Linked DNA regions of Homo sapiens: region 2 is linked to region 1. The links are chromatin loops, found by intact Hi-C in ENCODE. Cell type or tissue: ascending aorta. All regions are shown on one strand. Links, peaks and the distances in the headings refer to the core of each region. The heading gives the core; the rest is flanking DNA.

Region 1 (17,010 bases), core at 7,885-10,384:
ACAGAGGAAGACTCCGACTCTGGGGAAAAAAGGAAAATTACTGACATCAAGGCACTAAAGAAACACTGTTCCCCCTGTCATTCTCGCCATGTCCAAACGGTGTCCTGCCCCAAAGAGAGAGTGGGTGTACATTTTCTGCATTCAGTACTACATAATTTCATAAAAGCACAGAAGCAGCACTGCTTGGCCTCCATATTTCACAGGGTCAACCATATAAATAGTTCTTGAGGATGTGTGGGTAGAGGAAACTAGACGGATACCTTGATGTCTGGTTAAGGAGGGTGCCAAGGTCATACAAAAACAATGTCAAAGAGAGATTGAGGTTGAGTGGAGTTGGAAACCGCTTGTGATGGATTATGTGGAATAAGTCAGGATAAGTGGCTTGGGTCTGAGTCTGTGAAATGCAAGACACCTGAGGGCTTACTTTAGTGAAGTAAGTTTTTCTACTGGCTTCAGGAATACAACCCCTTATATTTTTTAATTAATTGTCATTTCAATAGGGTCATAATTCCAAAAACCTTGGAGCCCACATTCATAGAGAACACACCGGACCCTTGGCATGTGAAATGAGGAGAGATGTTACATGTAATTTGAACAAAATCCTTGAGTGTTTCTTTGTACTTTTCTCCCATCCATAGAAACACTCTACTAGTGTAGCCTACATGGCCCATTGGATGGCTATATAAAAGAACTCCACTGCTGAACATTAATGAAATTCAGTCACTAACTAGTAGTCAGTTTCCAAAGTGGCCTCCATGATATTTGCCTCCTGGTATTTATGTCCTTGTATAGTCCTCTCCCAAAATGAATGATAGCTGGTCTATGTGACTGTAGGAGCCAAGGAAAAACTTCCCCTTTGCTCTCTGAAGATTCACTGAAAAATCAAATCATAAAAGGCAAATTAAATTGAGAAAATGCATACAAAATATATTAATGTGTGCACGAGAAGGATCACAGAGTGATTATCCTATCCCTAATGGGGTGCAGAAGATTATATACCAACTTGAGGTTACAGAAAGAATGGGGGCTTAAAGCATGGTCAAAATCAGGTTATGGTGGTAAATCAGCTGTTGGTGGCAAAACAGATCATGAGAGGTAGAGAAGAGGAGGCTTGGCTAGCAAAGGTGATCTTGTTATGTAGATTAAACCTCACAGGTAGCAACCCTCAGAGAGAATAGATGACAAATGTTCCTTTCAGACCTATAAAGGTATCAGATTCACAGTTATTTTTTTCTAGATCTGGACAAGGGGAGGCCTGGATGCATCAATGCAGATTCTCTTCACATGCAAATCTCCCCAACAAAAACAGCTTTGCAAGTTACTTCTGTTTGCTGACTCTGTGACAGCCATCTTAAAACATGTCAAAGAAATATATTTTGGCGTAAGACATTTTTATTTTCTTTATAACCAATGACGTATGATGGAGGAGGCAATGTGTGAGTCACAAGACTAGGTCATAAAGGCATTGCAACTTCCTCTGGCTCTCTTGCATCTGCTCTGGGAGAAGCTACTGCCATTCCATGAGGATGCTCAAGTAGTCCTGTGGAGAGGCCTTTGTGGAAGGTAGCTACAACTTCCCACCAATACCAACACTAACTTGCAAGCCCCTGAATGAGTCACCTTGAAAATAGATTCTCCAGCCTCAGTCAAGTCTTTAGGTAACTTCAGCCCTGGCCAATAGATGACTGCAACTTCATGAGATACCTTAGGGCCAGGTCTCACTAATGCAGGCCTACATAACAACTGTTCAGTACTGACTGAGTGGTTAAATTAAATATTAAAAGCTGAAAGAGCCAGTGTCCTTATACAAAGGCTGGAATGTACAAAAGCCCACCAAGAGTTTTGCCTAGGCCTTTCCTGGGCCTTAAATCATCACAAAGTATTGAAGGAATACTTAACAGGACCCATTTAGGATTAAACAAGTTTTATTGGGGGGCTGAAGGAACTCCCCAAACCTCTGTGATTTAGCAGGACACAGGATAAGGATAGTCACCTCAGCACCTGGACCCATTTAGATTAAGTAAATTTGCTGAGGCTCCAGAGGAAGATCTTCAAGACTCAGACCTTAGTTATGGATTAAAAGAAGTTAATCACTTATGTCTTTAGGTGAATGCATGCTTACATGTAGACATAGAGCTTAGAAGGTATATAAGCTCTGGAGAACTTTGCAATTTTGAATTGGCCTGGCCATAATTTCCAGGCCTTTTTCCTGTAACTGGTTACAGAAATAAAAACTCCCTTTTCTCCCAGTTCATTTGCATCTTGTTATTCAGCCACAAGAATAGCAACCTGACCCTGAGTTTGGTCCAGGAACAAGACTACTTAGTCAAGCCACTCTTTAAATTCCTGACTCACAGAATATATTATAATTAACAAATATTTATTATTGATTTAAGTCACTAGGCTTTTAGTTTGTTTGTAATGCACAAATAGATAACTAGTACAATAACTAAAAATAACTCTCTGTAATTTTTTTTTTTTTTTTTGAGACGGAGTCTTGCTCTGTCGCCCAGGCTGGAGGGCAGTGGCGCAATCTCGGCTCACTGCAAGCTCTGCCTCCCAGGTTCACGCCATTCTCCTGCCTCAGCCTCCCCAGCAGCTGGAACTACAGGTGCCCGCCACCACGCTGGGCTAATTTTTTTGTATTTTTAGTAGAGACGGGGTTTCACCCTGTTAGCGAAGATGGTCTCGATCTTCTGACCTTGTGATCTGCCAGCCTCGGCCTCCCAAAGTGTTGGGATTACAGGCGTGAGCCACTGCACCGAGCCTTGTAATTTCATTATTGACACTTTGAGTCAAATGTACTTTCTTTTCCACATTGTGTTACCAGAAAGGAGTCCTGATCCAGAACCCAAAAGAGGGTTCTTGGAACTCACATAAAAAAGATTTTGGACTAAGTCCAAAGAGTAAAGTAAAAGCAAGTTTATTAACAAAGTAAGGGGATAAAGAATGGCTACTCCATAGGCAGAGCAGCAGCATGGGCTGCTCAACTGCTTATAGATCACTACTTCTTGATTATATGCTAAACAAGGGGTGGATTATTCATGAGTTTTCCAGGAAAGGGTGAGCAATTCCTGGAACTGAGTGTTCCTCCCCCTTTCAGAGCATATAAGGTAATATCCTGATGCTGCCATAGCATCTGTAAACTGTCATGACACTGGTGGGAGTGCTTTTTAGCATGCTAGTGCATTATAATAAGTATGTAATGAGCAGTCAGGCTTACCACAAGTCACTTTCATTGCCGTTTTGGTTTTGGTGGGTTTTGGCCTGCTTCTTTACCGCATCTTTTTAGCAGCAAGGTCTTTGTGACCTGCACCTTTTGCTGACCTCCTGTCCCGTCCTGTGACTTAGAATGCCTAACCTCCTGGGTGTGCAGCCCAGTAGGTCTCAGCCTTATTTTACCCTGCCCCATTCAAGATGGAGTTGCTCTGCTTCAAACACCTCTAACATATTTCCTCCCTCCCTTTTATAAGGGAACCCTTAATCTTAAGGATTGTAGAGAGATGAAGATCCATCTTCTGTAACTTCTTCAGGCTGAATAGGGGTGATAATATTCCTGCCTAACTTTTAGGGCCTCTTGTATTTGGGGTAGAGAGGAGCTCAGTCAGAAAGCATCAGTCTGGTAATGGCCATTTGTAACTCTGAGTTCTAACAAAAGGTGGTATCTGAAAGGTTAATAAGTGTTCAATTTAAGAAAACATTCATTAAGCTTATACTGCGTTCCTACACGAAGAGTATAACAGCAATATATTCCATAACAGTAAAGCAAAATAAGTAAAACTATCCCAAGTAAACTAAATAAGGTTTTCCATGAACTGGGCAGTTGTTGGAACCAAGCTGACACGGGGTTGCTAGCCAATTCCAGTACGTGCCTAGAATTAGAATAATGACCCCAATTTTTACATTACCCAACCCTCTTGTATCTTTTGAACAGAGATCACTGGTTGGTTCACCAGAATAAGCAGGGTTACTCAAAATTGCAGGAAAAAGACTAAAAAAAAACAACTGATGAAACTGGAATCTAATAACAGGTGTACCACAGTTCTTGAAACGTATTTTTTCTCTTTCCAGTCTTCCATTTTTACTGAAGACAAATCATGCTAAGAATGATTTACTTTATTATAGTTGGCCTGATTATTTATAAAATGTGCAGCAAGAATAATTATTTTTCACATAGGTTTTTTAAATTGGCTTTGAGGGAACTCTGTTCCAGAGAAGGAATCTCAGATAATGATTTTTTTTTTGAAGCTGAGCCCAGCCATGTGTTTTTACCCTCAAATATCTATGAGTTGGGTAAATTTCTCGCCTGTTGAGGTTGCAAGATAACTTGGGGCTCCTGGGCCTGTCTGAAAGTGACATTTTTTTTACTTACACAGGTTAGGAACCCTGCACAAGGACTGTGCAGACAATGTATGAGGCCAGTTTTCCCAAAAAGGTTTTATTGGCTCTATAAGTCAAATTTGATTCCTTACAGGAAAGCACATCATTGATTTAAGCACTTATTATTTTTAAGCCAATTAATTGGAGCACTTCATATATAAACATCACACACACAACATATATAAATACACAGACAGACAGAAGATCCGGTAGTTGTAAGGTTTTTTCATTTGCCATTTTATAAGTTTCTCTTTAAAGCATGCAATTTCTACCACTTAATTAGCAGGCACTACTGGAAGGCAAAACAAATCCCCAAAAGCTAAGGGTCCCATTTTTACACCAAATCTTAGATCCCAAAAAGAAAAACAGTATGGAATAAGAAAGTGCAATGATTTTACTGTGCATTTTATTGCAAAGCAATCCAAAGCCAATCAGCCCATTCTGTGATTATGCCATGCCCCATGGGAGTCTCATCTCTCAGTGCGGTGGCGGGTGCTAGGGTTTGCGACATCTTCATAGTTTTCCAGATGGCCAAGAGCATGCTTCTCTGATCCAAACATGAAAAGAGCTGAGTATCCCCCCATAACTGCCAGTAGCTATTCCCAAAACTGTATTTTCTACCTAATTATTGCACACCAAAACTCTCTTACAATGCAAAGTAATTTCTAATACCCCCCAAAGTCAAAACCATCAGATATTGCAATGCAAAACAGAACAGTCTTAGATTTTTAGATGGATCTATCCAGTTTCACTTCCTAGGGTTTCATGAGGAAAATAGAGGTTTTCTCCAAAATGGGTGTGTGGTATCTCCTCTGTTTTTCCCAAAGAGTCCCAGACTGTTGGGGCTTGAATATCCAGTTTTAACCCGAATTTACCCATGTTAAAGTCAATATTTCTGGCTTTTGAACTTTACTAAAGGTAACCTCTCAGGTGCTCAGAGAAAGGAAAATTCCAGACAGTTGGTGGAGGGAAAGAATCAACAAATAGTAAAGGTCATGCAGATATCAAATCAGGAAAGACTCATTCTCTAAGCCAGGAATTGAATTCTGAACCCAGGCCACAAAGTCTTAGCCACTAAACGATGGCGCAGGGCAGTTTCCATTGCTCTTCCCAGAAGGTTCCTAGAGCAGCCAATTTTGACCTTGCAAATGCTTTTAAATACTCAGGGTAATGTTAGAGATAACTGTGATGGGAACTCCAAAATTCTTGTCTGCTGGGTGGTGAAAATCAAGATAAAGTACCACCCTGTGGTTACAAGGTTAAGTTCCCAAGGACATAAAGGGAGGGAAATTTCATCCAGGTTTTTTTTTTTTTCAGGGGCCTGCAGCAAAGTTTGTAACTGACCACTTTGCCAGGTTGGCTGGAACAGCGGGGTTATGGGGTCCTAGGCCCACATTCTATGCTAAGGTACCCCTCTCTATTGCAGAACAACACCAAAAGACAAATTCATAACCACAGTCAAAAGTCTCTCAATTTGCAAGTTGCCACCCACCTGGCTGCGTGGGGGTACAAAATTAACATTTTCCATTCCAGCCAGAGCAAAATACATGTGAGAAAACCTTGACAATTAGCCGCTCTGCTTAGCACCCAACATAGAACTGGCAGGGCTCAAACTTGCCTCCGGTTGGGCACTGTCGTCTTCAGTCCACTCAAAGTGAAATAAAGGAGTTTCAACATGTGGTCTCTGGGAAAGATGGTTGCCCTGGGTAACAGAAAATATAGGAAAGGGAAAGGAGAGAAAGGGAGAAAAACATTGCCTGCAACAGGGTGGGGAAACAAAGAGCTCAGGGACGTCTGGGAAAGACCCACCCATTGCGGTGATACTGATTCAAAAGTTCAGGTGGCTGCTTGTTGATAGTGAATGGATGATTTTCCCACAGTCCCATCAGCTCTTGTGGCCCACTTTGGGAAGGAAAAATCTCCCCGTGTCCTATGATCCTGTACATGCCTAACCCTGCCATCCACAGACATCAGCAAAGACTGCAAGGCAGATTAGTCCAGAGAGACTAATCTTAGCTTAAAGAGTCCCTTAGCTGTGAAGGACTTTACTGAGAGAGGCCTGGAACCCTCCTAACTCTTAGGAAGGACTCTAACCTTCCTAAATTGGGCCTTGAACCGAAGTTCAGTCAAGCATCCTTGCCTTTTATTAAGAGGAGCCTTCAACTCTCTTTATCTGGTAAAAATTGGACCAAACAGGCATTTTAAATTTTTAGAGATCCATTAAGGAGGGTAGAAAACAAATACCATCAATTGAAGAGTGTGTGTAAAAAACATTTATTCTTTTAAATTACACATGAACTGTTTGTCCACATAAGGTCACAAAAAAGTCTTTAAAATTATAAGAAAGGAAAAGATATTCTTTACAGATAGAAATATATTTATCAGTGATTTGATGACAATATTATGCATATTCACTATGTCTGTACATACAAAGAAACAGAATCAGTTAGGGAATAAGTTATTTGACAGAGGTCATATAAAAATATCTAGATAGTATAGTGCAATAGGTAACATATAAATATATATTATATATACATATAAAAAAGAAAAATGTTCTTTATACACATTGAGGTTCAAGTGTGTATCATTTAGGTTTTCTTGGATTACAGGCTACAGAATATAACCCTGGTTGTTCTTAATAAAAAATAATAATAATTTATTGGAAAGATGACTGTTTCCACAATGTATGAGAAACTTGGAGAACCTGCCTCAAAAGGGAAGTAAACAAGTCCAGTCTAATAATCTAGATAACAAGAGAGTCTGACACTTTTAAAGGTCTGAAAGACACAGTTACCATCTATTCTCTCAGAGGGCTGCTACCTGTGAGGTTTCATCTGTATAGCAAGACCACCTTTGTTAGCCAAGCCTTCTCTCCCTCCCATAACCTGTTTTGCCATGATCCAAGTTCCTATTGCTTTTGTACCTTCAAGATGGTATAAAAGCATCACCCATTTTGCTTTTTTTTGAGTTTTTATATTTTATGTGACTCCTGTGCACTCATGTGCACATAATAAAATATGTATGCCTTTTTTCCTGTTACTCTGTCTGTTATCAATTTGTTTTATAAATTAAAATTATCAAACCTTCAGAGGGAAAATTTAAATTTCCCTACACCTTGATTCATTTCAAGGTGTAATTTTCCAAATAAAATTTAAGTTACTGTTGTTACCAATAAGAGGGAGAATATATGCTTGGCACTATAAGATAGCAAATATTATCCACCAAAAGCCAGTGGTGCAATCATAAAATAGCAAATATATAGAGTACATGTGAGAAGAAGATTCAAGATTTTAGATACCATTAGGTACCAAAATGAGAAGAGTTTTTATATATATATATAACATTTATATATAAAAAACATTTATATAGAGATTATATGTATATACATATAGGTACACACACACAACACGCAAACACTAATTGTATTAATCAGACCACATTAGGAAAATTGGCCTTCATACTTTGAGATTAGCATAGATAATTCCAGTATGTTTATAAACACACCTGCACTCTTACACACACCCACCCCCCACATACACACTTCTAACTGATATGGCTCACTTCACCAGCTTACAGCATAAGTAAGTTCATAAAATATACTATTTAAATAAATTACTCAAGCCCTCATTTGTCTAACTTGGCTGGATGTCTCATTTGTTTTGCTTTCTACTTTCTAGTTTCTGAAAACCCTGCGAGCTTACTCGGCTCAAAGGGCCCAGTTACATCTGGTTTCCAAACATGAGGCAAAGAGAAACCTAAGAGCTAGAATGAGATCTTGGCTAGTTTTAGTATGCTATCACTTCCGTCATTTCTAATTAAGTCACTAATAAAAACTGACGTTTAAAGTTATGGTACATGCTTGTCACTACTGTGGTTACACTCTTGCTGTTCCAGATCTTTCCAGAAGCTAACGTGCTGCTCCCAACCCCGCTCAATACCCACATGTAAGTGAAGGGAGTATGACCAGGACCGAGCAGATATTAAACAATATTTTTTTTTCTTCCTGGGTACATATTACATCTATGTTTCCTAGCTTCATTTGGAGTTAGTTTGAGAGTCTATAAGCAGATTCTGACCAATGCAAATGAGAGGAAGTAATGAATGCCAATTTCAGGCCTGACTATAATACCCTGACTGATTGCCTGTGTTATTCCTTTCCTTTCCATGACAGATGTGGAGGTTATACATTAAAGATGATGATATCACAAGATGGAAGGAGCCTGAATCCCTGAGTGATAAATTGGAGGAGAGTTGCACAGGGGAGCTCCCTAGGAAAGCTATCCATCAGGCTGGGAGTGATACATAAGCCTTTATCCTGTTAAGCCACAGAGGTTTGAGGTAATTGTTACTACATCATAATCTATGACTAAAACAGAAAGCCCCTTTGAGGATTACAACTCTCCAAGAATATATTCACACCCTTAGTCATTAATTCCAAGGCATAATCTTTTTAGTAGACCAGCTTAGTTAGTCATGAGCTATGTAAAAGTCAGTTCTCTTCTCCAGCCATTTAAGAGTCGACGCCAATAATCCAGATGTCTGTTAGTCTCTTAGCTAGTTCTACTTTGCAGCCTTCGGCATGCTTTCCAGTTGTCACACCTCAGCTGGGAACGTCTCAACCCATTAAAGGGAGTCTAATAAAATTACACCTCAAAAAGCTAGTATTTGATGTTTCTATTTCTTTCTTCCCAGGGGGCTCATTGATTGCTATGCAAATTTACCTAAGACATCCCCAGAGATGAACTCTATATATCAAGGAGTTTCGTGGGGGCTGCCTAGGTTAGTAATTGAGAAACTATTAAATCCTTCCTCTAGAATAGGGGTGAGCAGACTTTAGTCTTTGGTAAATTCTGGTCAGTGCCCTGCTTCTTTACAGCCTGTAAGCTAAGAATGGTATTACCATTTTTTAAAAGTTTATAAGTTTGTAAATCAACAAGAAGAAAATGGAGGAGGAGGAGGAAGAGCAGCAGCAACAAAGACCTCGTGTGGCCCCCAAAGACTTAAACCTTTACTTCCTGGCTTTACGGTAAAAATTTGCTGGCCTCTCTTTAGAGCAGTGGGTGACAGCAAACCTTAAATTGGCATAATTATAAGGACTCAGTTAAGTGATACTTCCTAGAAAAAGAAAATTTACTCCAAGGTGATTTTTGGTGCCCATTCTTAGAAATAGACATACATGGAATTACTTTTTAAGCTTACCCTCACTTAAGTATCTTGCTAAAATTTAGCAGTGTCTGTATGAATGTGAATAATTTTGGAAAGTTATATGCCAAAATATCAAAAGCATCCCTTTTTGCATATAAATTATTCATGTCATTTAAAATATATATTTTTTGCCATCTGTGGTTTTCTAATTTTTCACTCGTAAATATATATTACTTGTATTATTTTTCAAAATATTCTCAAAAAAGAACTGTGTATAGTTGTGGGTGAAATGAGAAACAGGAACTTTAACACATGAAATGTATGTAGAGGTTAAGTCTTAAGAACAATAATTTAATGAACCAGGGGAATTTCTCCTGGAGATAAGAAAATTCAAAGGAGCTGTGATCACATCTCTGAAATATCAGAAACAGCCGTCAGGGAAAAAGTAATTTAACTTATTCTATGTGATAAGAAGGAGTAGGAATAGAACAAATTGGGCAGTTCGTAGGGAGACCAATTTCTGTTTATTATAAGAAAGCTCTTTCCAAAAGTCAGAGCAGGCCAATATATGTGATTGTCATGAAAGGTATTGAGAAGTACACTGGATAAATATTTGACAGGGAAGTTGTAAAAGAGATTTGATCATACACAACAGGACTAGAGAGGGGTCTTTGAATCTATTTCTAATCCTGTGTACAAGCACACAACCCTGATTCTCTGAAAATATTGCTGATCTCAATAACACATCCTGTATCTACTCAGGTCACATGCAGTCTGCACATCGACCTAATGCCCAGTCATTACTCATCTTTTTCTAGTCACTAATATATAACATTTCTGGAACCAAATTCATAGGGGAAGAATTAAACAATCTGATTGTATTCTATCTTTGCACTGACAAGAAATCTTCAGTAGAAACCTGGTACCTGACATGCCTCAGGTCCTACCCAGATAGCAGGAAGAAAGAGAGGGCAGGCAGACAGTAAAGGAGTAGGAAAGAAATTAGAGGAAGGGCACAGGTGGGGTTGTGATACAACCAGGGCTCTTTTCCCAGAACTAAGACAAAATTACCAGGTGACTATATTTTCCCTCCAGGAAAATCAACCCTGTCTTGCTTCTTTCCATTGTTTCTGGGCTTTGTGTGGATTTTTTTTTTTTTTGTCTTTCTGATTTTTTTATTATTTTAAAAATATTTTTATTGTCATGGTTATTTAAAAGTGATCTAAAGAAAAGAGTAATGTGTCCAGATGGCAATGTTAAAGCAACCTGGAGAAATTAGCAAGCAAGTTGTGTGATCAAAGACAGCTGCTTTTTTTGGTATAATTAAACACTTTTAGGGGGAAAAAAACTACATACAAGAGCAGAGCTAAAGGTGCAGCCATTGGCCTTCTACCTAAAAGTCAGAAGCCAGAACAGCATGTAATCAGCCTCACAGACCAGGGACACAAGAAACCACTGCAGCAAATCTTAAGATTGTTTTTTTTTTCCTTGCCCCAAAAGCTGCTTAAGATTAAATTATAGGATGTTGATGATACTTATATGTCCTTGGAAGTCACTTCCCATCTCTGTGCCTCATTTTCATTTGGAATAAGATTAGAACTACTGTTCCTAACCCAAAGTCCCCGGGATCATTAAGGATTTAGGAATATACGATAATAACAAGAATTATTAAATTGTTTTTAATTATCTCTAAAAGCTTAATGGAAAACATAAGCCATAAAAGTAATCAAACTATTGAGTGTCTGCTTTTGTTTAAAATTTATCAATGCATTTAGATCATATTGGTTTATAAAGGTGATGAATAGTGCTAACTGGCTACTAATCATTTAACTTATACTTTATAAGTCTATTTATTTATTGAACTTTATAGGACTTGCTGGGATATAAATGGTGAACAATGTTGGTAACCAAACATGGTCACCCTGGTCATGACCTGTGTGAAGCTCTCTATTAAGTGAAAAAATAAATGAAGAGTCTGGGCTGATAAAAAGATAGAGAACTCCAGAGTAGGTAATTTCTAATTGTCCCTCAAGTCCTTATGTTCTTCAGTTTTAGGTTTTTAATTTCTGACGCCTAAATTTTCCATGATCATATTTCATATTGTTCATTCAAAATTAGCTTCTTGGGATAAACTTGGTAAATCTAAATCCACTCTCCTGCAAAGGAGAAAATGGGTGACATTTATCATTACAGAAGCAGTAAAATTGACAACCAGCCTTCTTTGACTATATCATAGGTACCATTTAAAGGATAAAACAGCTTTTGAAAATGTAAACACCAATCCTTTACTTTGCCAAGGTTTTCCCTCTTTAGGAGGGCCAGGGCTGATGTTCTTAAGCACACAACTATTTCCTTATGAGTGTTTCCATAAAGCTCTTTTTAAAATAGAAACATTTACTTTGGATCTTCCTTGTGAGCAATGACAAGAATGGAGTTGACAACTACACAGAGAATCTCAGTGCCCACCTTTTCAAACTCTAGATGTTTAAGTGGCCAAAGTGTAGTCTCTTTCTTTCTGTAATGTACTATTTCAAGTCTTTCACATCTGCCATTGGTGTTATTTTAATAATTGGTTTTTTTGGCTTTCAATCTTACCATCTGACTATAGCAGTAAGATAACTCATTCTAAGGCATAGTTCTAAAAATACTTCCACTTAAAATCCTTCAAGGGCTTTTCACGGAATACAGAAAGAAATGAAATCTTCTTAGCCTGGGATTCAGGGCACTGTATGTTCTGGTCTGGGAATTATTTTTAGACTTTCTCCCCATTACAATCTCCTCTGTCTTTAATTCTAGCAATAATTCTGTACTTATTTTCCTCCATTGTGTCATGTACTTTTCATGCCTCCAAGCCTTTGTTCATGGTGTTCCCACCAGCAAGATTTTTCTTTATTTTCATTTTGAATTTTTTTTTCATTAAACCTTTGGGGACCAGCTGAAATATTTCTTCAAGAAACATAAGATCCTCTCAGCTCTTCTGCCTCTGTACTTCATTGGTACTTTGAACATATTATATTTGACATTACATTGCATTATATAGACTTGCCTGTTACATTTATGAATGGCTAGAGATCAAGAAATAAGTTTTTAATCTTTAATTTCTCCCAGGACTTAACAGAATCTCCAAAATAACTTAGTTGCCCCCCAAAGTAGTCAACTGACAAATTATTTTCTGAAAATTATCCTAGAGAAATAAAGTACCTACATACAAAGAGATGTCCTCCTGTTACTTAAGAACTAAAAAGTAAGACTTGTTTAATTTTTTAATGTTTGAGATAAGCCTCCACAATCTTCATTAAAAGCTTCCCTCAGCTACTTTGGTGTTACCAAGTTACCAAATGTCATGACCAGTACTCTGGTTGCTTTATTGTATTTTATGCTACCAGATTAAGAGCCTGCTCTCTGATGGCTGCTACTCGAAAATCACCCTTACAGCAGATACTTTTCAAGGGTCCTGAACACAAAGATTCTTCCTGATTTCTGAAAAGAACATGTTACCAATCAAGAAAAAACAAATTTTATTTACTTCAAAGTAGGGAATATCCTCTGCAGGAATGAAGGATGAGGAACCTGAGGTTTTGAGTAGATCTGACCAGAGCTGCTCAGAGGTATCAGGCACAGAAGAGGATCCTGAGGCAAAGGTAGAGTGGCCAGTTACTAAGACACAGGAAAGAAAACAAGCCAGAAGATTAAAGAAAGAGTAGAGCTCAATAGGTACGCAGACTTGGTGTCAAAGGTAGAATAACATGGAATCAACCGGAGTGTCCATCAACAGATGAATGGATTTCAATAATGTGGCATATATATACAATGGAATACTATTCACCCCTAAACAAGAAGGAAATCCTATCATCTGCAACAACATGAATAAACCTGGCAGACATTATGTTAAGTGAAATAAGCCAGGCACAAAAAGACAAATGCCACACCATCTCACTCATATATGGAATCTAAAAAAAGTCAAACTCATGGAAGCAGAGAGTAGAATGGTGGTTATCAGAGGCTGAGGCTGTGGGGTTGAGGAGAGGTTGGTCAAATTATACAACATTTCAGGTAGAGAGAAGAATGTGTTCAAAAGATCTGTTGTACATTATTGTGACTATAGTTCATAATAATCTATTGTGTACTTGAAAGTTGCTGAGATTTTAAATGTTCTCATCACAAAAAATAGTAAGTGTGTAAGGTAATGTATATGCTAATTACCTCGATTTAACCATTCTACAATGTATATGTATATCAAAACATCATGTTGTATATCATAAATATATAGAATTTTTATTTGTCAACTTAAAAAAGGCAGGGTAAAGATTTCACTTCATAAGAGATTATTGTTTTTCCATTGTTATTAAAAATATATGAATTTCTATTCCAGAATTTAGCATAAAGTATAAGTGAGCAGAGATGTTTCTAAACAAGGGAAAACTCAATATTTAGCTAACTTACACAGCCTTACTATGATAAAATATATGATTTTATTAAGCTCTAAGAAATATTCATAATGGCTTGTAGAAATTTTGCAAGCTCCCTGGAGCCAAGATTTAATATTTGAGGGCATCATTACAGTGGATCTATCCCAATTCAATCACATTTATTTTTGGAACACCTTTATTTCAGGAAGAATATTTCCTCTAGCTTTACTTTCTCATCCTACTGCTTTACTCTCAGCAAAGAGGGTCTTCACTGTAAAATTCAGAGAATTTAAAAATCCCTCTGAAGCCACTCATTTTAATTGTTCAAGTCTGCCAATCTACCCTCTTCCTTCATGAAACCTAAGGCTGCCATCTGCAACTATTTGAAGAGAAAGAGGTCTAGATCCAAGCCTTACAAAGAATTTTCTTCAAGGGAGGCTTAAAATGCGTCCTGTGACATGAGAGTCGCATGACACCAGCTGAGAATAAGGCCTTTTGAGGCTGCTGGAGAAAGCGATCAATGGAGTGAGACCAGAGAGGCTGTTCTTGTCAGCCACGATTTACACACTTTGAGGAATCATCCCCCTTCCCTCTGTTCATGAGTGATTTGTGCTCAGTGAGCTGACATTTTCTCTTTTTATTCATTTATTTTTATTAAAAATCAATACATGCCCTACTATAAAAATTCTAAGTAAAAAATATTGCATAGAAAGCAAAATTATTCTTTTACCATGCCCTTATGTCCCCAATTTTATAGTCAGTCCCAAGTCACTATGTATCCTTGCACATATTATTGTCTACATGTGCTAAAAAGAGTAAGCTCATGCATTTTTATTATCTATATAATATTTCATCACCTTAAACATCTATATAATATTTCATCACCTTAAATATGATATAATTGTATTTCATGGACATCATTTCATATAAATCATCACGTCCAGGCAGTGTGTTCTTTTCACAAGCTTATGAAGTGAACTAGAAATAGGAAAATGTTTTTGTCTTTTTTTTTCCTGGAGATTTGATCCTCTGCTTAATTCCAAATAATCAGTTTGCATTCCTCTGTTCTGTAGCTGCAACTAGAGAACAATTTTAATATTAATATTTGCTGTTTACATTTCTTTACCGTGCCCTTCAGTGAAAATTTACCATCCTTTCAGATAAAGAACAACTGTAGAGCGGTTGTCAGCCGCTCAGTATTTCAAAGTAGAAAGATAAAGGTTGATCATCAGAAACCTGTAACACAAATCAAAAGCAAGTCTTTGCTGGATGGTTTACTGCAGATCATTTCTGTTTTCTTCTTTTCCTCTATCTTTACCCCTTTCTATCTTTCATGTGTCCTTTACTTCTCCTCTGTTTTGACCTCAACTTTCCTGGGTGGTTCTCCGTTGCCTGTCTGCATTTCTCTTCTTTGCTCATGTTTTTCATTTCTATCCTGTCTTACTCTCCTGCTTAACTAATGATTTTATAAAATTATAGTCTTTTTAAAAACATTTTTATGGTAAAGGCCCAGTTGAACATACTGTGACATAATTACAGAGCACCATATAACCATTAAAATTTATAGCATGGAAATATATTTTTAATATAGAAAAATGTATATGATACATTGTCAATTTTTAAAATCTGCAAAACAGTATATATAGCAAAATCCTGTTTTGGAGATAATTCTGTTTATAGAGACATGGGATTTTTAGATAACAGTTTATGGAGTTTATATTTGGGTGGTGATGACGTTATATTATTTTCATTATTTCTTTTCACTTTTTATGTTTAAATTTTTTCTTATTTAGTATACGTGTAAAATAAAATGTTTTTTAAAAAGTAACTTAAACACATTTGCTGCGTTTATTGAATGAAGTCATTTTGTCTTTTCTAAAATTTCATTAAGAAAAATTATGAAGTTAAAAGTGCATAACAAAGGAAAAAATTAAAATTAGGATTTTAAGTAAATAAAAGATAAAGTGATTTTTCAACCACTTAAAAGCCTAAGAAACAAGTACGAGACAATTTTTCTTGCAGGGGTAATCAGGGACTTTGAGTTGAGGCGGCTGCCACCACCAGAAAGAGACATATTCTGCTTATTTTCCAGGTTCATACTGTCCCGCTTGGCCTGAGGTCTACCAGTCCCAACACAGTCAGTCCAGATGCAATTTAGGGGCAGAGCCCTATAAACACATTTGTGATTTCAGCATCTTTCTGAATACAAAACAAAATAAATAAAATAAAAAACAAACTTAAAAAAGAAAATCCATTTCTTTTTACCTGTCTGTGGCCTTTGACTGAATTCCTACTTCTAATCCTTTCCTCTACTCTGAAGTCCTGGGCCCTAAAAATAAACAAAATCCAGCAGGTCTAGGGGTAACCACAGGAGTTAAACATGAAGAGGCTGCCATCTGGTGGTCTCTTAGACCGTGCTTTCATTGTCAGTTTTATTATGCAACACAGCTGGGTCATATTAGACTTGTTTCAAACTGTAGTCCATAGATTATACATACAAATCCTATTCATGCATTCGAGAAGAATTGGGTTCTTATACGGTCATTTTTTATGACTTTTTATGAAGAAAGGGTCATTTGAATTAGGGTGTGTGGCCCATTTCTGGCAGCTTTGCCATTAACATGACTCTGAATGACTTACTGTCTTCAGTCTTTGGAGACTCTTAGAAATTCACAGTGCATCTTACTGTGTGTGTTTGCTGCACACTGACGACGTTTTCCAGACCCCGGTAGAGGCAGCCACACAGAAGGTCTCTGTGTATTAAGCCAACAGAGACTATATTATAAAGATGTCTTAGAATTTCATCATGTGCAAAAAATTGTGTCTGGAGGCTTTATTCAAACACACACAATATTCATCTATTCATTTGCTTTTCCAATATTTGAGGAAAAGGCATGGTGGGCTTCAAATTGCCTTGTGTCATTTTATCTGATGGCAGATGGCTCCTTGGTCAAATAATCAATATCAAAATTACTAAAACATTGAAATTACTGGAAAAAAACATCAAATCTCTTCCAACATAGGCTCCTCAGACATACTATATGACCAACTGTCAACCAGTTCCTGAAGGCTGCAG
Region 2 (17,010 bases), core at 4,793-7,292, 78 kb before region 1:
ATAGCACCTTTATTGATCACTTCCTTTAGGGTAGCCATTTTTACAATTGTTTCATATGAATTATTTAATCTTAATAAACTTTGCTACACAGAGGTTAACTAACTTGCTCAAGTCTGAACAGCTAGTAAATGGTGATGCCAGAACCACTGGATTGAGGATTGGTGTTAACCATCATAGTAGTTGGCTGCATTAGTGAAAACCATCTTCCCATTGGGACAATGACTCAAAGCATTAACACCTCCATACTGAAGCACCATCCTGGAATGAGTCAAGTGGCACGGGCTCAAAATAATGCCTTTGCCATTTCTTAGCTGGTACTTTGGGTAGCCTGTTTAACTTCTCTGTACTTTAGTTTCCTTATCTGTGAAAGGAAATGATAACGTCTACTTTATAGGGTTATAGTATAAAATTAAGTGCATCTTATGCAATGAATAAATAAATAGTAATTGATATTGTTATTATGAATATTCATTCCATTCAAACTGGTTTACACAGAATTCTCTTGTCCTTATAGAAATGAGGTCCCAGTGTTCACATGTAGATAAGAAAACACAACAAACCTCTACTATTTCTCTACCTCCTGTTCATCCTATTGGTGTAATTAATATCTTAAATGTGTGCTTTGAACAAGTGATAGATGAAGAGCAACAGCCATCACTGAGAAATATAAAAATATAGAAAATTAAAAGCTAAGTACTTGTCAATGGTTTGTTAGTCCCCAACCATCATGATTTTTTTAAATTTTATTTTCTAATGGAAGGGTTATATCTGTCTTTTCTCATAATGACTTAGGTACTTGCTCCTACCAAACAAGCTAAAAAAAGAATGCCATTGAAAATAAAATACTGAAATGTTGACATCACACTCAAAATATTACTTAGCTTCTATTCTTTGCTCTTGGAACAAAGGCTGTATACACACTGGTCTTTTCACTTTTAGTTATGCTATTCTCCTTGTGTCTCCTCTTTCTACTTATCCACCCTTTAGCCTAGTTCCTGCTTCAAGTTTCACTCCATAGACCTAAGGATAAAGATGAAGACCATCTCTGAATGCCCAGTCTTTTCTGACCAATCCCTTTTCCATACTCAGGTAGACTTAGAGTCCATCCAATAATTTGAAAGTTGGCATCCTATTATTGTGTAAAATCCATAAAAATAAAGCTTATCAGAAGAAATAACATAAAATTGAGAATCTGAGTTTCTGTTGTTCCACTTCCTGAGAATTGAATGAGGTCTATCGTATTGATCTTCCTCACAACTAGTATTGATAGATTGGAGACATTTCATAAATGTTTGTTTGACTAATGATTATAATTTAGGTAACTAATGTATGACAGTGGCTGACACATAGTAGATGCCCAAAGATCTTAATTTATTTCCCATTTTTATTATAACCATATTATAACCATGCTTCTTACATGCCACACAAGTTCATGGATTCCTAATTAATTGTTGAGAGCTTGCCTCTGTATAGGCTTCCAATTAGAGTAGCTCTGCAATAAAAAAACTGAATATCTAAAATTCTACTTTTAACTGATTTAACAAGTTGTAGTCAGACAACTAGGTCTGTTAGATATTAAAAATCTGACATAATGAGTAGCATGTTGTTTTTTTTCAGGGATATTGTTTCTTAAGGGATGTGGCATACTGTGGCATTTTTTCAAAGATAACCATCTCAAACATTCTTCTTACAATATAATATCGATAGACCTCCATCATGAGGCAGGATTTTTACCCTCTCTCTCCACGCCTCCCCTCAAGCCTGGATGGACCTTCATAACTGTCTCAACTAATAGTGGATGCCAGAAGTGACACTATGTCTTCCTAGCCTGGCTGTGACCTTTCTGGGACATTTATCTTCAGAACTTTAAGTCAACATGTAAAAATTCAGCTACCCTGAAGCCCCCATACGGGGGAGAACATGTGAAGACACCCCATAGCGTTACAGATGCCCAAGGAGTCCCAGATAAGTCAGCCTACAGTCCTCTCAGATCAGACATCAGAACATGTGAGGGAGGAAGTCTTCAGTATGATCCTGGCCCTCGCCATTGTCTGACTGCAACCTCATCAGAGACCCCAAGTCAGAAGGCCCATATTGGCTTCTCTTAGATTCCTGACCCATAAAATTGTGAGAGATAGAAAACGATTATTATTGTTTCAAGCCACCAAGTTTTAGAATGATTGTTGCACTGCCATGGAAACAAGCAGGGCAATTGGGGGGAAAAAAGTTAGTCTAATTAGGTTTAAATTGCAAGACAGATGAGCCATGTGTTAGAACATTCCATCCTTGAATCTCAGTGATCACTGTGAGGGTAAGGCAGAGACTCTGCCCAGTCTGTGAGGTTTCCATTGATTCCTGGGGTTGTGGTAACTGAAGTGGTCTAAGACAACTTTGCTCTGAAAAACTCATGGCTCTGGAAGAATAAAATATACTTCTTCTTAATAGTTTTTCCAGTAATTAAAGTTTTATTTCCACATCCGTTTTAGTAAGTGTAAAAATACATTTCAAGTCACTCTTTCCTTCAAAGTGGGAAAAGAAGGTGGGGGTTGGGGGGAAGCAGAGCCCACATGTCTCCAAATAAAAGCAATTACAAGCCCTGCCTTCACCGAGGTCATACACCTATATTGTGGAAGGCATAGGATGGTGGAGGGAGATTTTCACATCTGGATTTCATCAACTCATATTGGTTATAACTTGCAGACTGCAATTTCTTTGCCAATTTTTTTGTCATTAATCCCTTGGTAGCATAAAAAGAAAAAAAAAAGGTTCTAGACTCTCCATAAACTGCAATTGGGCAATAGCTGTTGTGCACAATAGGCAGCCCAGACTTGCTAAATGTGAACAAAACTCCCCCCTCACTGCCACTAAGGTGAAACAAAATGTGAGGTCTACATAAGTGGAAAGAGGTAAATAGCATATTTTTACTTCTGTCCATGAGTGATGGGCATGAAAACAAAATGTGCAAATCCTACAGGGGCTGAGAGCAAGAAACCCATACAGTCCATCAGTGTAAAAGGTATTGAGTGCTCACTGAGCCCTTCTGGAATTGCTCCAGAGGAAATGGTTTCCTGAGGCCTTGTTCTGGCAGGGTAGAAACAGCATTGCTGATAGATGATTGTTAGGTTTATAAACAAGAGAAAGTATTTAAGAAGGCAAATGGAGGAACACTTTTTTTCTACATATTTTACCCTGCCAGTAAGTAGAATCAGAAAAAGAGAAATTATAATTCCCAAACGTAACTTGGGCTTTTCCATCAGGAGGTGGCATGGGCTCTTTTGAGTCCAAGGGCAGAGTGAAATGATGAATAAATGAAAACTGGAACTTACTTTCTGCCTCTTGGCTCCAGTGAATAAAGATCTTTGGTGTATGACTGATGCTTAAAAGCCTTTTAAGCACCCTAAACTATTTTCGGATTAGATGACCAAGTACTTTAGAATGTGTTAGTGCCTGATGCTACCAATTAGGTAATACAATATTTTCCTTTATCCTTACTTAATTTAGAGTCATGTTTAAGAGGATGGGTCCCAGGCTTATACTCAGATTCCCTACCCCCTGACTGCTTGAGCAGGGGTCTCCATTTCTCTGTGCCTCAATTTCCCCATATTTAAAACATAAGTAATATTTTGTGAGGATTAAGAGTGTTTTGTGAGGAACAAGTATAATCAAATATCTAAGTGCCTGGGACTTAGTTAGAGCTCGATAACTTTTAGTTGTTATCCGCATCTTCAACTATACCTGCCTGACTTATTATGAACCTACACACAATTTTCTATGTTGGTTTTAGTCTCTTTTTAAAATTTTTCTCCCTATTGAGTAGTGAGTTGACTATTACCCCTTGCAGTATATAATCCCACAAGTTGTAGGTAACAATTAACCCTCTCCTTTTCTCCTCCTAAGTCTTAGATGATTTGTCTGGAGTTTAAACAGATCTTTCACATTTGATCTTACTAACAGCATTTAAAAACTGGTTCTTTTAGCTATTTTGAAATAGACAATACACTGCTGTAATTAATTATAGTCACTGCTGTGCAGTAGAACACCAGAACTTATTCCTCCTATCTAACTGAAACTTTGTGCCTGTTGACCAATATCTCTCCTTCCTTGTTCACCCCAGCCTCAAAGCCTCTGGCATACCCTCTGCTTCTGTGAGTTTGATTTTTTTTTTTATTCCACATGTAAGTCAGATCATATGGTGTTTGTCCCCTTGAGCCTGGAAGTTTAAATGTTCTCCCCACAAATGGTACATATTTGAGGTGATGAATATGCTAATTAGCCTGATTTGCTCATTTCATAATGTCACATATATCAAAACATCACATTGTACCCCATAAATATATACAATGACTAGTTGTCGGTTAAAAATACAATTAAAACCCCGAATCTGAAAAAAAAAAAACAAATACAAACCTCTGGATATGATTGAAGAGATGACTATTAGACCACAAGCTCTGTGAGGCCAGGGACAATTTTTATTTTGTTTACTACTTTGAAATACATAGAATGCAGCAACATCAGTTTTTCTCTCCATTATTTTTGCTATTATTATTCCAGAATAGGCTGGCTCTCTATAGGAACTCTCAGTCAGGGTTCAGTCAGGAAACAGGTGGCTCTACTCAAAGTGGACACTTTGAGTAGAAATGAATAAAAGCACTATTTTGAAAGATGTGGGCGAGGTTTAGGGAGCATAGCAAAGTCTAGTGTCTTCCCTAAGGGCCAGTGACAGTGGGGGTGCTGGGACTGCCACTGAGCTAAAGAGACCAGGGCAGAGTAGAGTTACCAGGAGCCAGAAAGAGGGAAGCTGTACGGAGGAAGAGGCCTGAAGCGAGCTGTGTGGAAAACTGGCAGGTAACCATCCAGCGAAATGAATACCTTGCTACACTATGTTCCTGCCTCTGGTTTCTGGCTGGTGTCCCCCATTGGCAGAGTATAACTAGAAGCCAGAGGGCTAGGGAGCCTATGCTATAGTTGCTTGGGTTTAGGCTCCTAGAGCACAGAAGAGGGAGGAAGAAATGTGGAGCCTGGACCTGGAGAGCAAATGAAAGACTTCTAGCACAGGATTGAATATTCAGCCACTTCTATGCTGTGCTCTTTCATATTCTCTAGCCCTAATATTTCCCACTTAACCTTTAGATACTCAGTATTCTCACTCAGTCTGTCCTCCAAGGACTACCCAGTGATCTGGAATTTACAGCTTCATTAATTCAGTAAATACTCATGGAGCAAGAGCAAGCCAAGTGAGTGGTGGTGCTTGCCCTCATAACCTCTCACATACTTGGGGGAGAGACAGGCATGTCAACAAATTATGATCCACTGTAATAGGTACCAGGATAGAATTGGCACTAAGCACTGTAGGAAACAGAACTAATGACTTACTTTTCTCTTATGGTGAGAAGCATGGGAGGTCAAGACAGTTTTACAGATGAGGTAACAGTTAAAGTGAATCTTGAACAAGAAGGAAGTTCCATGGTTATTCCTCTCAGGGACTTTATTTTAAACTTATTTCTAACTATTTTCTTAAAAGTTCTCTCCCCTTTTGTACTAGTTTCTCAGTTGGTTTCAATGATCCTCATCTCCTGGTATTCATGCCCTTCGGTAACCCTCCCTAAGTGTAGGATGAACCTAGTGACTTGCTTCTAAGAAAGAGAATACTGTAAAAGTTATGGGATTTACATTCTGAGATTAAATGACTGGCTTCTGCCTTGCTCTTGTCTGTTTATTCTCTCCTCTCCCTCAGTTTCTCTGAGAGAAGCTAGCTACCATGTTGTAAGTAACTTGTCTCAACTCATTCCTGCTGCTATAACAAAATACCTTAGACTGAGTAATTTAAAAGTAATAGAAATTTATTTCTCACAGTTCTGGCCAGGTGCGCACCATCATGCTGGCTAATTTTTTTTTTCACCATGTTGCCCAGGCTGGTTTTGAACTCCTGTGCTCAAGTGATCCAGCTGTCTTGGCCTCCCAAAGTGAGGGGATTACAGGTGTGAATCACTGTGCCCAGCCTCTTTTATCTTTTGGGTTATATTTGTGCTTCCATTTAAAATACACTGTTGAATTATTAGCTATTTCTCCTTTTCATTGTTTTAGTGGTTACTAGAGGGTTTACAATGTACATCTTTAATTTACCAGTCTAATTTCAAATAATATGCCACTTCTCATATGGTGCAATTATTTTGCAGTAGAATAATTCCAATTCCTTTCTCACATCCTTTGTGTCATACATTGTACTATATATATATGCTATAATACATTATTACTATTTTGCTTTAGGCATTCAAATACAGTTTCAATTCTGAAACATACAGAGAATGTCTTTGATATCATATTTACCTTTATTTTTGCCGTTTCAGGCACATTTTATTCCTTTGTATAGATATACATTTCTGTCTTGTATCGTAATTCTTCTGACTAAAGAACTTTCTATAACATGTCTTGAAGCACAAGACTCCTGGCAATAAATCCTCTCATCTTTGGTATGTCTGAAAAATTACTTATTTTGCCTTATTTTTGAAGGATAGTTTTGCTGAATATTATATTTGGAGTTTTTAAGCTTCTTGTAGTTTAAATGTTACTTTATTGTCTTGTAGTTTGCATATGCTCGAGATGTCCTTTGTAAATCATATCTTTGTTGTTCTATATGTGCTGCATTTCTTTTCTGACTGCCTTCAAATTTTTTCTTTGTCTTTAGTTTTCAGTTGTTAAATTATGATGTATTTACGTGTGTGTGTATGTGTGCGTGTGTGTCTGTGTTATTTATTGTGTAAATAGATTTAAGCTTCTTGGATATATGGTTTGATGTCATTCATTATTTCTGAAAAATTCTCAGCCATTATCACAAAATATCTATTTGTCCAGTTTTCTCTTTTGTCTCTTTCTGGCACACCAATTACACTTACCTTAGAATATTAACATTAAGTGCTCTGGGTTTTGTTGTTGTTGTTGTTGTTGTTTGAATTCACTCTTTTTCCCAATGTTTTGGCTTGGACAATTTCTATTTATTCATTTTTACTCAAAATCAGTCCTTTCAGGTCCATCTGAGTTGTTGAGTATATCAATAGTTTATTCCTTTTTATGGCTAAATATTGACCCAGTTAGAGTTTAGTGATTTTTTTTCCCTTAGCTATCTTAAGTCTACTGATGAGCTCTATAAAGAATTTCTTCATCTATGATATAATGTCTTTTATTTCAACTTTTCCATTTGACTTTTCTTAAGTTTCATTCCCTCAACTAAAATTCCCCATCTGTTCATTCATGTTGTTAAGGTTTTCCACTAGATTCTTTAACATGTTAATCATAGCTACATTAAAGTTCTCATCTGATAGTGTCAATATCTCTGAGTCTGGATTCATTAATTTTTGTCTTTCAAAATTTTTTTGTGTATTTCAAAATTTTTTACTGAATTGTGGACCTCATGATAGAGACAGAGAGAATATTTTTACTGGGAAATGGCTACACTTCTACTTTTGGGCCAATAATATGATGGTTCAGTCATTCTAGAGAGGAGTTGATTTAGGTTTGGGTTTTATTATTGCTAAAGTTAACTTCTTGCACTACACACTTCACATTTCTCTGCCAAAAGGCTGACTTTGTGATTAGGGTAAACCTGTGAGTGTACCTCTTGTCCTCAATTATAAACAATTATATACCTCTTGTCCTCAATTATAAACAATTATTATCTGAGCATGATCAGAAATTATTTTGTTGAATTTCAGGTATAACCTAGGGTTATTGTATTCAAAATGTGGTCCTATAGGATGACTACACATCCCATTTTGCCTAGAACCATTCCAGGTTTAGCTAAAAACTCCATATCCTAGGAAAAACCCTCATAGTTCCCAGGCAAACTGGGTAGGTTGGCCACCCCATGACAAGAGACTAGCGTCATTGATATTATCTGGGAGACTGTTATCACATTGGTGCAAAAAGTAATTGTGCCATTAATGGCAAAACCAATTACTTTTTGCACCAACCTAAAAGTAATAAAGAATCTTGGCTCTACTTCAAACCTACTGAAGCAGAAACTGTATTTTAATAAGATGCACAGGTGATTCATAGGCACATGAAAGTTTGAGAGGAATTGCTATGGAAATAGGAGTCGAGAATCTACATACCTGAAATTTAGATTCCCAAGACATTTTGGATTTTGTTCTTAAATGTTTCTATTTTCCACTCTCTTTGCTCTACTACCAGTGTTACTCAACTTATGGGAAAATCTTCATTTGTCTCCCACCAGGACTTAGTTTATTATAATTATCCTGTGGAAGCACAATGTCAATTGCCCTCTAATGAGTATCAGCTGTTTTAGTTCCATTACTCTGTGTGTGTGTGTGTGTGTGTGTGTGTGTGTGTGTGTTCATGTACTTTCTAATTAAGTTCACTTTTTGAAGAAAAATTTTTAATTCAGATACACTCAGGTCTCTGGAGAGTGATTATGAGACTCGCTAAAATGCACAATAAGCAACTCACTATATTAAAAAATAGCTAATGAATAAAACTTTAGTAATTTTCTTCTATATTCTGATAATTTGGGGTTTGAAAACTATATCAATGAACTTCTCTGGAAAAATGGATGAAATTTTTCTCATCCATGTCTGGCTTCTTTGGGGATAGAAATGCCTTTAATTTCATTTTTGTGCAAATGATTATCTGATAATTTTATTTAAACAGTCATAAAACCAGTAGTCAAAGTTATAAAGTAGATCTTTTATATATAATGAAAGACCTTTGTAGATCCTCTGAGCTCTATATGTAATCTAACCATAAGGATTTCTTTCTTTCCCTTTTGGAAGGCAACTTCCATTCTATAGAGTAGTATAAAATGTAACTTTTATGTTTTGGTTGTGTCTTTTCTAAAACACATTTCTTTAGCATTGTAGGTTTTCACACTCTGCTTTCAAGCCCATGGAATACTCTCTTGAACCTCCAATGTTTAAGTTGGCATAAAAATCCTAGAAAAATTCCAGCAAGGCTCCCCATGGCCACCACCATCCAGAAACAAAGCCCAGATTCACTACTGGCCCATAATCTGAAGCCTTGACTGCTAACTGGAATGGCAGGGTTGACTTCAGATCAGGAATGAATGTATGGCTTTGTGGAGTAATTAGGTTTTCCTGGCCTTTGCTTCATGGCATATGTATTCCAGTTTAACTAAAGTATTAAACAACATAACTTCATCAGACAAAACACCCAAATTTACCTCCAAGGAAAATGATATTGTTAATAATACAAGATTTAAATTAAGACTCTGCTTTTTCTCCACCATTGAGAGTTGAAAGACTTAGGAAACAATCACAGGGATTCTATGAGCTTCAGTGTCCCTATCCATAAAATGAGTAATAATAGGCAATATCTTGCAGTGTTATTGTGAGAATTCATTGAATAAGTAATCAAAAACAGAATTCAATGCCTCAGCATGTTAGTTTCCCACTCTGAAGTGTCACCATGGTAGGTCTCCATGGTATTTGTAAAATGATACTGTTTGCTGTCCTGAAAATACAAATTTAAAAACGCTATAATTCTGTACGTATGGCTAGGCATATGTATTCAAATATGTTCATGTGTTTTCCACAACTATAATTTATTTGCATAATCTTTTCCTAGTCTACTGCCCAAAATTTTAAGTGTCTTTTGGGGAAAGGACATAAAACAGCACATGCTCTGACTTGTCGCAGGCCAATTCCTTATTTTTTAGATGGACAATATCAAAATAACATTGTTTTCATGGACTATATATGCATCCACATGAAAGCTTAAACCAGAGCCTTGCTAGTCTTGAGTACTGGCCTACATTCTTTTTATTTATAGCATATGGTGAGTTTCTCCTTGACACCATTTAAGATAGTACAAGTGTTCCAATTTTTACAAAGGTTTAAATATCTATTCTACCCTCTTGACATAAGAAACCATATGATGAAGGGATTTGGAGCCAGAATACCTGCCCTTTATTAATCCTAGGCAAGTCATTGAATCTTCCTCAGCTTTAGTTTTCACATATTTGAAGTAACAATAGTGATAAATTATTATTACAATAATAAATATATCAATGATTAAAATTGCCATGAACATTTATTGAGTGCTTACTATGCTTTAACCCTCTTATATTTGTAATCCATCATAATATGCAGCATGATGAAGTAAGTACTTGCATTCACTCCACTTCATAGATGATAAAACTGAGGCTCAGAGAGGATAAGTGGTGTGGCCATGATTAGCCAAATCATAGGCCCCAGAACTGGGGTTCATAGTTTATGCTTCTATGTACTGCTCTCTACTACCCTCCACAAAGTGAGCACAATAGCTTATATTTGCTTCTCAGGGATGTTTTTGGAGGTAATTTGTTCATGCAGAAAGATAGTGGTTTCTAAACTATAAACTTATATAAATGTTGGTTATTATTAGTATTTTCACAGGACTCTGGCCTTTGAAGTCAAAATAAAATCTACTCTAGTATCAGGGAAATTTTAAGGAGGAAAAAGTTTTGCAAATCTACAATTTCAGGATCTTAAACCATTGAATATTTCAGACATGTTAGTTTCCTTGCCACAGGCCATTTCCAAAGCTATTTTTCATTATAGACTGAGCTCATTTCCTCTAGTAGGATCAAATTGCTAGGTACATATTTCTATCTTGCTTTCATTTTACATAGGGATGATTATATTAGTTTCCTAGGGCTGCTGCAACAAATTAGAGTAAACTTGTTGGCTTAAAATAACAGAATTCTTTCTTATAAAACTAAACATACTCTTAACATATGATCTAGTATTTGCACTCCTTGGTGTTTACTCAAATGAATTTAACACATTTGTCCACACAAAAACCTTTACATAGATGTTTGTAGCAGCTTTATTCATGATTACTAAAACTTGGAAGCAACCATGATGTCCTTTTGTAAGTTAATGGGTAAATAAATTGTTGCATATCCAGACCACGGAATATTATTCGATGAACAAAATGAGCTTTCAAGCCATGATAAAACATGGAGGAAACTCAAATGCGTATTACCAGGTGAAAGAAGCCAATCTAGAAAGGCTGTATATTTGTGATATTTGTGATGGTTAACTTTGTGTTAACTTGACTAGGCCATGAGGAGCCCAGATATTTGGTCGTACACTATTCTGAGTATTTCTGTAAATGTGTTTCTGGATATGATTAACATTTAAATTGATAGACTGAGTAAAGCAGATTGCCCTCCATTAAAGTGGATGGAATGGGACTAATTTAATCAGTTGAAGTTCTGAATAGAAAACAAAGGCTGACCCTCTGCAAAATAGAATAGAATCTTCCTGCCTGACAGCCTTCAAACTGAAACGCAATAATTTTCCTGTCTTTGGACTAAAAACAGAAACATTGTTTATTGTTTTCTCCTGGGTCTCCAGCTTGCCAATTTACCCTGCAGATCTTGGGACTTGCCAGCCTTCATAATTGCATAAGCCAATTCCTTATAATAAACTTCTCTCTCTCTCTCTCTCTCTTTCCCTCCCTCTCTCTCTGTGTGTACACACACACACACACACACACACACACACACACACACACACAATTGATTCTATTTCCCTGGAGAACCCTCCCTAATAAAAACGTGTGTGATTTTAACCTTATGATATTCTGGCAAAGGCAAAATTGAGACGGTAAAATGATCAGTGATTGCCAGGGCTTAGTGGGATAGAGGGTTAAATAAGCAGATCACAGATAATTTTTAAGGCAGTGAAACAATTCTGTCCAATATTCTAATAGTGGATGCATGTTATCATGCATTTGTCAAGACCAGTAGAATGTACACCACTAAGAATGAACCCTAAGGCAAAGCGTGGACTTTGAGTGATGTATCAATGTAGGTTCATCCATTGTAACAAATAAGGCACCACTATGGTGTGGGATGTTGATAGTGGGGAAGGTTGTTATTTGGGAATGATGGGTATAGGGGAATTCTCTGTACTTTCCATTCAATTTTGCTATGAACCTGAAATTGCTCTAAAAAATAAAGTCTATTAAAAACAAACAAGACAAAGTCTATTAAAAACAAAAACATTAAAAACAAACAAACAAAAACATAAATTTATTCTCCCACAGTTCTGGAGGCCAGAAGTCTGAAATCCAGTTTGTCAGCAGGGCTGCATTTCACCTGGTGTCTCTAGGGAATAATTCTTTGCATCTTCTAGCCTCTGTAGCTGTGGGCTGTGGGCATTCCTTGAAGTGTGGCTGCATCACTCCAATCTCAATCACTCCTATGATCATATTGTCCTCTCTCTTTTCCTCTCTTTGCTTCTTTGTTTTTTTTTTTTTTTGTTTTTTTTTTGAGACGGAGTCTCGCACTGTCACTGGGGCTGGAGTGCAGTGATGCAATCTTGGCTCACTGCAACATCCACCTCCCAGGTTCATGCGATTCTCCTGCCTCAACCTCCCAAGTAGCTGGGATTATAGGCACCCACCACCAAGTCCGGCTAGTGTTTTTTATTTTTAGTAGAGACAGGGTTTCACTATGTTGGCGAGGCTGGTCTCAAACTCCTGACCTCAAGTGATCTGCCTGCCTCAGCCTCCCAAAGTGCTCTTTGTTTCTTATAAAGATACTTGTTATTGGATTTAGGGCTCATCTGGGCAAACTGGGATGCTATCTTCATCTGAAGTTGCTTAAGATACTTTTTCTGCATAAGGTAAGATTCACAAGTTTCAGAGCTGAGGGCATGGACATATATTTTTGAAGGTTATCATTCTGACAACTACAATGGTCAGTTACCCAACCCTGGTCAAAAGACCTAAGAGAAAGTCTACTCAATGACGTGTAGAAAAGACTTTCTCCTTTATTTCTCCTCTATTTATGTGTGTTTTCTCTATGCATAAGAAGAAACTAACTTTTCTTTCTAACTTTCTACACAGTTTAAGAGGACAAGAGGGCTGGAATAGCAGCAACCATCTTGGGTCCAAGTGGTGAAAAGCCTAAAGACTTGGTTGAGCTACTGAAACAAACCTGAATTTTATTCCATCTGAGGTTATGAATGTTCTGATAGTTTAAATTGTTGATCATTATGATTATTTTTGTTACTTGTAGTTCAAAGTATACTAACTACCAAAATGGGAAAATATAACTATCACATAAGGAAAAGGAGACCTTATGTAACTTATGTGGTAATTAAAATATAACAGATTTAGAATTCGGGAAAATAAACAACCTTCTTAATGCTCAAGTAGGCTGAAGAGAGGGTAGCTCGGCGGTTATTCCAAGAACACAGACAGAAAGAGCCTTATTTATCCTTAGGAATAGGAGTCAAGAGAAACAGCCTAGCTTGAGGGTAAGAAAAGGTGGAACCAACTGCTAGACTGTCAATTCTGTGAAGTCAATCAGAACTATATAAAGCTTTACATAACACATACGTGGAGGGTGACACCTAGAGTGGGCATCAAAGCTTCAAGGTCAAAGTCTCAGGAAAAGCTTTGGGCATCATCTGTGGTGAAAGTTAGAAAGCATCCTGGTGAGTGAAAACTTGACGGTCTATCACAGCTTAGCTCTTGAACAGAAGTTCAAATTCTAGGTACTTCAGGAGACAAAACAATGAATTAAATGTTATAACTATCTTACGCTCAAGACAGTTACCATTTCTTGAAGAGAAAATACATATATACAAATGGTAATAAAGTAGGAAAGTTCCTAAGAGCTGTGGATGTAAGAATTTAGGTCTGGGTAAGAGAAGGAAGTGAGAATTCTGATATGGAAGGAGAAAACTGTGCGAAGACCTAAAAGCAATTTGGGTTATCATCAATTTGTCTAGTTAGAGGCTCTACTCTGAGTTATTACTCTGGTACCCTAGCCACTAAAATCACAAACTCCTTGAACTTTTTCTAGATTCAAAGTCTGGGCTTCTGTGTTACTGAATTATGCTACATCCTACATCCTTAAAATGGACACAGCAGATATAGCTGCACTTGATATAACTTTTCATATTTGTTTCACAAAATATAAGCTAGTATTGAATGTAACTAGCCCATAACAACAAGCAACAACAATAATTCTTCATAAGACAACTTACTCCTTCATCAATCACTAACATTCACAAAGGTTTTCTAATGTATTGTCTTTTTGTATCCTTTCAGAAATCCAGGGAGTAGAATACTTCAATTTTAAAATTAAAAAAGAAAGCATATAACATGGCCAGATTATAAATATACACATGAATTATATCAAGCCTAAAGTATCTACTTGTCTTGCTTCTAAACCTCACAGATCTCATGGGTAAACTTTGAGAACATACTGGTTTTGTAGTAAAGACATGTAATCATCAAAGGAAAAGCTCAGATTTTTATATGTGGCCACATGTGAAAACTATTGTAAAGTGGACAGATCCTGAAATAGTATTGAGTAACTGGAGCTGGATTTGACACAAATCTTATGTAATAAAATGCCAGTCTACTTCTGCTCATACTCCAACCACCACTGGCTCCCTTGGCAGTAATCAAAGCAATAATGACCCAGACAAGTCCTTTTATGCACAGCTTGACAGGCAGCCAGGGGGAGTTTCTGAAAATTATGAAATATAACCCTCCATTATGAAGATCATGGAGTCATCCCCTCAATGTGGCTAAGTAGCTTTAATTTTGATTGCTGTCAGATTTTACAGCTCTCAACACTTGCAGCTCCTTGGCTGACTTAAGATAGGTGTCTTGCAAAATTCTTTTTTATTTTCCACATCTATTGAACAGAACTTCATTTCACTGGAGCCATGAAATATCTTCCATTCTGCAACCAGTGGGTCTTTGACTTAAGCAGATGAGTTAGTTCACTGATCTGACAGCCAGGTTGTCTTTTTTTTTTCTGCCCCACTGTTAAATCTCTGTCTCCCAAAGGTATCTGTCTATCTTTACTACTACACACATCTCAAATATTTTTTCTGCCCTATTTCAGAATCCTGACACATTCTCAGAGTCTCAGTCTTAGTGTCATGAAAACCATGCCATTTAAAGGAAGTCCCCATGCCATATCTAACAACCCTTATCACTACCCGTCCAATCACCAAAAATATATCCTTGTAGTTTTCTTTGTACCTGAAGAACAGTCCCTGACCAGTTTCAACTTTCAAGTTTCAGGCAGCCTCTATTTTAGAAAGATATTATAATACTTAACCAAGTCTATTGCCTTTCCTTAATAATTGCTGGCATCTACTAAGAATTTACCATGTGGTATCCACATCTCCTTTAATCTTCACAATTACCTTATGCAGCAAGGACCTCAATTATCCATTTTTTCCAGCTGAAAAAGTCCTGCTTAAAGGACAGATCACTTAAACAGCATTACATAGCGTGTAAGTGATGGAGATGGGGTCAAATTCAAACTTGCCTGTGCTCTTAACTTCTGTGTCTCCTTACACTATTGAGGTATTTACTAGAGCTACATTTAAACCATAACTCTGCCAACCTGTGCTCTAACAGCGATTACTCCGGAAAAGTTCCTACCTAGCCCACCTTTATAAGAAGTAGAGAACATTTTCTGATAGGGACTGTTGAGCTACAAATCTGTAAAGTCGAGTTGGGAAAGGTAACCAGCTACAGTTAAGCAGTTTAACTTTAGACTCTGTCAATGTCATAATTTTACATGTTTCCAAAAGAATACGACCAGAAGTACAACATGTAGGCAGTTTGGGTTAGGTTGAAGACAGTCCCTTTAGTCTGCAAGACTCTGCATAACTGCAGAGGAAAATGTGAGTTTGAAGTTCTGGATGTGAGGCCAAAATTAGAGAGATAAAGCAAAGATAAAGTCCATGAAAAGAGGCAACATGTGGATAATAAAAGTGGACTCTGCAGAGGACACAGACTTCTGTGTCCCCATATGCAAGCAATATGAGGATCTAAGATGATCCTTGGGCCTCAACAGGACAGCTGAGTAATATAATCAAGATGGGGAGACCCTACACAGCTATCTTCATGACAGTAAAACATAGTCCAGCCCTTTTGTTCTAATAAAATGGCTGCATCTTTCGGGTGCACTGATATGTTATGTTCTATGCTAAGCAAATTACATGTCATCTTATTTCATTCTCATAAAATAAAATTATATATTTTATTTTTCAAGAAGTTGAAGCTTAAAGAAATTAAGTTCCTTGACCCTCTATAATGCTCACATTTGGATTTTTATTCTGATTTAAAAGATGAGAGAAAATTTTACTCTTAAATGATATATGGTCTATCTTAATTCATGTTTACTAATCATGTACAACACTCACAAAGAAATGAAGAGTTGAGCTCTAACACATATTCCAGAATGTTGGTCCACGAATGTTGATAATTTAAGTGTATTAAGTTTGCCTGGTTAGCTTTTTTTTTTTTTCAATAGCTTAAAAAAAAAAAAATCCTGCCCTCCCAGGATATTGGAGAATGTGACCTACTATGCATTATCTAAACATAGCTTGGAATGGGCAAAGATAGCTTGAGAGTAACCCATGTAAAAAAAAAAAATCTTAACTTAAGAAATCACCAATTGAGTCTATGTTATAAATAAGCTTGCAAAATGAACTAATTAAATGTAGGCTTCCTAAATAAATGGAACATTATTTTTTAAAAATTCTCCCCAAAATACGCTTTAAAAAAAATCCCTAAAAGGCATTTTTGTTCCTTGTAACTTCTCAAAGCCTAGACTTAGTCCAAAATTAAAACTTTAGTAAAAACATTTTTTTTTTCTTTGAGTCCTAAACATTGAACTGCACCACAATGTTTGGTCCAAATATCACAGAATGACCCTATATGACCCTTATGATTTCCGTGATGCTCTATTCACTAAACAATCAGAGAATATTCCCTGGAGTTCTCTGGTGCCTCAGGAACAGATTCTATCTTACCTCAAGTTCAAAGGTCAATGTCCTTTGTTGAGACTTTCCTATAACATCAGCCATGCCCTCTGTCCAGTCATGAATATTCATTCCTCCAAGGTCTGGAGTGCTCTGGTACTTCTCAGGATGTCAGAAGAACCTAGTTGAATGAAGTTTTTTGAGAAGGGCTGTAATTTCCCCATCTTCACTGCTTTTGTATGAA

What was found. Hi-C counts contacts between places; a loop is a spot of excess contacts. Peaks named below come from ENCODE experiments on the same cell type or tissue, not always from the same donor. Only the 100,000 strongest peaks of a DNase experiment are listed, where the experiment ranks them.
Region 2: it touches region 1 in a loop (9-fold over the local background); 6 of 110 quality-filtered maps call a loop at or near these places.

The regions. Positions count from the first base shown.
Region 1 is chr11:26,753,386-26,770,395 of GRCh38, reverse strand. No RefSeq gene overlaps it. Among named protein-coding and RNA genes, the nearest start is that of SLC5A12, 40 kb to the right of the region's middle. In ascending aorta, for the core only: no CTCF peak of the experiment used is centred there; no DNase peak of the experiment used is centred there; H3K27ac peaks cover 758 bases.
Region 2 is chr11:26,828,369-26,845,378 of GRCh38, reverse strand. LOC124902649 (a long non-coding RNA gene) reads right to left here. Exons shown (of 3, transcript XR_007062629.1): 1 at 16,818-17,010. Among named protein-coding and RNA genes, the nearest start is that of SLC5A12, 110 kb to the right of the region's middle. In ascending aorta, for the core only: no CTCF peak of the experiment used is centred there; no DNase peak of the experiment used is centred there; H3K27ac peaks cover 1,334 bases.